Linked DNA regions of Homo sapiens: region 1 is linked to region 2. A link is an interaction called in ENCODE POLR2A ChIA-PET data of the cell type or tissue named here. Cell type or tissue: B cell. All regions are shown on one strand.

The links. ChIA-PET counts read pairs that join two places held together with the same protein. Peaks named below come from ENCODE experiments on the same cell type or tissue, not always from the same donor. Only the 100,000 strongest peaks of a DNase experiment are listed, where the experiment ranks them.
Region 1: POLR2A ChIA-PET joins it to region 2 with 7 read pairs; 8 of 35 experiments call an interaction of 5 or more read pairs at or near these places.

What each region holds. Positions count from the first base shown.
Region 1 is chr3:187,020,697-187,023,196 of GRCh38, reverse strand. The region is part of intron 2 of ST6GAL1 (ST6 beta-galactoside alpha-2,6-sialyltransferase 1); the gene reads right to left. Among named protein-coding and RNA genes, the nearest start is that of ST6GAL1, 91 kb to the right of the region's middle. RefSeq lists an enhancer at 946-1,215, a cis regulatory region at 1,218-1,311 and a promoter at 1,218-1,795. In B cell, no CTCF peak of the experiment used is centred here; DNase peaks (open chromatin) are centred at 1,356 and 1,826; H3K4me3 peaks cover 1,973 bases; H3K27ac peaks cover 2,500 bases.
Region 2 is chr3:186,967,502-186,970,001 of GRCh38, reverse strand. The region is part of intron 2 of ST6GAL1 (ST6 beta-galactoside alpha-2,6-sialyltransferase 1); the gene reads right to left. Among named protein-coding and RNA genes, the nearest start is that of ST6GAL1, 38 kb to the right of the region's middle. In B cell, no CTCF peak of the experiment used is centred here; no DNase peak of the experiment used is centred here; H3K27ac peaks cover 1,822 bases.

The DNA of each region.
Region 1 (2,500 bases), 53 kb before region 2:
ATTTGAGCAAGGGTTGGAAGGAGGTGTAAACCAAAAATAAAATCCTAAGCCCCCCACTAACCAACTGAATGGACTCCTTTTTGGCCATGGGCACCCCAGAGAAACCTGAAAAACTGAATTCCCAGCCATGACAGAAAGGAGGTTACACCCTCATCATACCCCTCCCTTTTGGGGTTTAGGTACAAGTGACCAGCATTAAGGTAAAATAGAGATTATAAGACTGACCAAACAGACCCTTTATGACAATAAGATACCAAACTATACACAATACCTAAGGCCATAAAAGGCAAAGATTAAGTCATACCCTAGAAACAATACAGTCTCATTAAATGGGTTTTTTAATTAACCCAGTAAAATGTGGCTTACTCTCCAACCTGACTCTGGTATAGTATCACATGACAGACAGCAGACTCTGAAGGAAATTAAAATATTTTGCCCCAAAATACATTTCTTTGACATATTTGGAAAAGGCTGCCAGACAGCCTTTGGACTGCAAAGCCATCTTTGGTGGGGGAAACGTGCATCTCCAGAGAATCGATATTAATGTCTCTTCCCTTGCTAGGCCTTTCCCAGATCTAGGAGAGATTCTAACTGAGAGTCAGACACCCAAAGGTCTGAGAAGAGACAATCACTATCTATTCACCCAGAGGGCTGCTATCTATGAGGCTCCAAGGACCTAGGCCCCCACAACCTCCTTATCTTACTCAGGCATTCCTTCCTACTGACTTCAAGTCACTAGACAATAACTTGACTCTCTCAGCTACTGTTAGCTAAAGAATCCCTAAAACGCACTTAAGACTTGTAAGGCCCCTCAGCCCTCCCCTAACCCTCTACCCCCCAAGTCCCTGTGTAGGGAAAACTCTCTGTAGCCATCTTTCCTCTGCTCTCACACCACAACAATCAACACAGAAGATGACTTATGTGACCATATGTGTGGGGGTCCCACCCCAACACCAAGCAGCGACACCAGCTTGGTGTCCTCTAATTCAGTTCCAACACTATCTACCTGGAAATAGTGTCAGATCCTACAGATTGAGGGCTTAGTGTCCAAGACATCCCCCCTCCACCAGTCACAAGTCCAGGCCTCCAGAACTTCTTTCTGACCAACCAGCTTCCATTGGGGTTCCCCTCTCCGTGGGTTCAATTAATTTGCTGGAGCGGCTCACAGAACTCAGGGAAACACCCTACTTACATTTACTGGTTTATCATCAAGGATGCTGCAGAGGATACAGATGAAGAGATGTGTAGAGCAAGGTATGGGAGAAGGGATGCAGAGCTTCCACGCCCTCCCTGGTTGTGCCGCCCTACAGGAACCTCCTCCTATTAAGCTATCAGAAAGTTCACCCAACCCTGTCCTCTTGGGTTTTTATAGAAGCTTCCTTGACGTCAGCATTTCTTCCCCCAGGGCATAGGGTAGGAACCTCTCATGGGAAGGTTTTTTTTTTTTTTTTTTTTTGAGACAGAGTCTCGCTCTGTCGCCCAGGTTGGAGTGCAGTAGCATGATCTTGATTCACTGCAACCTCTGCCTCCCGGGTTCAAGCAATTCTTCCTGCCTCAGCCTCCCGAGTAGCTGGGATTACAGGCGCCCACCATCACACCCGGCTAATTTTTCTATTTTTAGTAGAGACGGGGTTTCACCATGTTGGTCAGGCTGGTCTCGAACTCCTGACTTCAGGTGATCCACCCACCTCGGCCTCCCAAAGTGCTGGGATTACAGGCATGAACCACTATGCCTGGCCTCATGGGAGGGTTGTAAGGCCCACAGTCAGGCCAGAAAACATAAAAACCTTGCCTTGGGGCAGGTGAAAGGACGGCAGGAGAGAGACTGTTTCTTAGGGCCTGTCCCTGAAGTCTAAAAAGCCCAGCATTCTAGCAAGACTGTAGCAAGGGCTATGGGGCTATGCGCCAGGAAACATGCATGGAAACCAACACATAGTCCAGGCATGATGGCTCACGCCTGTATTCCCAGCACTTTGGGAGGCCAAGGCAGGTGGATCACGAGGTCAGGAGATCGAGACCATCCTGGCCAACATGGTGAAATCCCATCTCTACTAAAAATACAAAAATTAGCCGGGCGTGGTGGCATGCTCCTGTAATCCCAGCTACTCAGGAGGCTGAGGCAGGAGAATCACTTGAACCCAGGAGGCAGAGGCTCAGTGGGCAGAGATCACGCCATTGCACTCCAGCCTGGGTGACAGAGCGAGACTCCATCTCAAAAAAAAACAAAAAAAAAAACCACCAATACATATATCCTAACACCGCACCCTCCCCCACTTTGAGATGTCTCACATTTTTTGGACAGAACTACCAGTTACCTTCCATGTACTGATTTCCAGATATCCTTGCCTGTAATGCCTGTCTCCCTAAAATGTATAAAACCAGACTATGGCCCAACTGCCTCAGGGCCACTCACTCAAGGCTTCTTGGGTTTGTGTTTTCTCTAAGCTACAGTAACTCATATTGCCTCAGGATAAACTTCTTGAAAATATTTTACAGAATT
Region 2 (2,500 bases):
TCTACAATCGTTTCCAAATAAAAAGTTAAATAAAAAGAAAAGGCACCCAGCCAGTAAGAAAACTGGGATTCCAGTTCAGACTCTTCGCTCCAAAATCCTGGTGTTCCAACCAGGTCAAATTATTCATAGTACTGTGTGTACCACGACGTTTCCTGTTTCCATGCCTTGGCACATACGAACTTCTACTGAGGCTACCCTTCCCTCGCCTAGATAACTTTTCATTTCCTTTAAGATCCAATTCATATAGCTTCTCCTTAAGGAAGCTTCCTTGACTCCCCATCCTGAGATCACCGCTCTTCCTCTGCACTTCCTGTGCACAGCACTTATTCAACTGAATTGCAATAATTAGCTTACTTGCTTCCATCTCCTGTCATGTACAAGCCACAGAATTGGAGAACAATTTTGCAAAGCATATCCAATAAAGGACTTATCTGTAGAATATATAAGGAAACCTTACAACTCAATCATAAGAAGACAAACAACCCAATTTTCTTTAAATGGGTAAAAAAATCTAAACATTTCACCAGAGGAGCCATCCAGGTGGCAAACAAAGCACATAAAAATGAAGCTCAATATCATTAGTGTTTACGGGAATGCACAAAAAAACACAATGAGATATCACCATACACCTATTAAAATGAAAAAGATGGGCTGCGCGCTGTGGCTCACGCCTGTAATCCCAGCACTTTGTGGGGCTGAGGCGGGCAGATCACTTGAGGTCAGGAGTTCAACACCAGCCTGGCTAACATGGTGAAACCCCGTCTCTACTAAAAATACAAAAATAGGCCAGGCATGGTGGCCAGGTGCCTGTAATCCCAGCTACTCAGGAGGCTGAGGCAGGAGAATCGCTTGAACCCCGGAGGCAGAGGTTGCAGTGAGCTGAGATTGCGCCACTGCATTCCAGCCTGGCCCACAGAGTGAGAATCTGTCTCAAAAAAAAAAAAAAAAAAGAAAAAGAGAAGAAAGAAAAAAAGAAAAAGAAAAAGATAGATCATACCAAGTGTTGGCAAGGAAGTGAAGTGCCTGGAATTCTAGTACACAGCTGGTGGTGATATAAAATGGTACCCGTGCTCTAGGCAACAGTTTGGCAGCTTCTTTAAAAGTTAAACAAACGCCCACCACATGACCCAGCCACTCTACTCTTAGGAGATTACTCATGAGAAATAAATACTTATGTCCCCACAACATTTTTTTCCACAAATGATTCTAATGGCTTTATTTTAATAGTCCAAAATTTGAAACAACCTAAATGTGTGTCAACAAGTAAATGGATAAATAAATTGTGGTATATCCACAACTAGGACTACTGATACACACAACATTGATGAACAGCAAAATAATTACGCTGAATGAAAAAAAAATGCATGCTGTATAATTCCATTTACATAAAGCTCCAGAAAATGCAAACGAACCTATAGTGTGAGAAAGCAGCTTAGTCCAGTGGTTGCCTGAGGATGGAGGGCAGGAGATGGAAGGGGGCAGGAAGGAGGGATAAAGCTCGGAAGGACACTTTTAGGGGTAATCGTTATGTTCATTAGCTTAATTGTGGGGATAGTTTCATGACCGTATACATATGTCAAAACTCACCAAGTTGTACAATTTAAGTATGTGCAGGGTTTTGTCTGTCAATTACACCTCAATAAGGGTATATAAAACAAGATTAATGGGTACCATCTAATAGGCATCTACTTTGTGGGGAAAAAACTTTATATAAATAATTATTCATCTTCACTCAAGGTAGGTATTATTCGGCCCATTTTACAGATGATGAAACTGGATCAGAAAGCCGGGAGGTCATGCAGCTATGGTCAGGTCAGGCTCAGACCCAAGTCAAATGGCTTCAAAGCTGGGCCACTTTTCTCCGTACTGTGATGCCTTTCTACAGTGGCAAATTCCCAACCTGAAGCCACAGGCCATAACTCCCCGGCCTAAGCAAGACCTCAAAGAAGGCTCCAAATGAGAATGAGGGGCTGGGGCTGCAGGAGATCTCTGGCATCACTAAAATGACACCCTCTCTCTCTTGGATTGCCACTGCCACAAATACCTCCAACAGCCAAAGCCAGCCCATCCCGGGCCAGATGGGCTAAGGCAGGAAGTGGGCTGTGCCGGCTCCCCAGGACACCCTGGCCTCTACTGCCACGGTGGTTTTGTGTCAAGGACCTGACCAGACAGTCAGCAGAACAGACTCCAATTCCTCTCATGCTGCAAATAACATCCTTCCCCTTTCTGGGCCTCCATTTCCTTAAGTGAAAGACGTGATGGCTAACGATCAAGCCTTCCAAGGAGCTCTTTCGGCTGTAATTCATGTTCTGAGTGCCCTGCTGAGCCAAAGCTGAAGGCAGGGCACCACCTCCACGTAGCAGTGCCTCCCCAAATCACTCCCTCTGCCACTCTGCCTCCTCCCCTCAGCCCTGTCCCTCAGTAGGTATCTTCCAAAGACCCTGACTCCCTCCCCCATCTGCTGGTTTGTTCCCCAGTTAGCAAGTTAGGTACTTAAAAC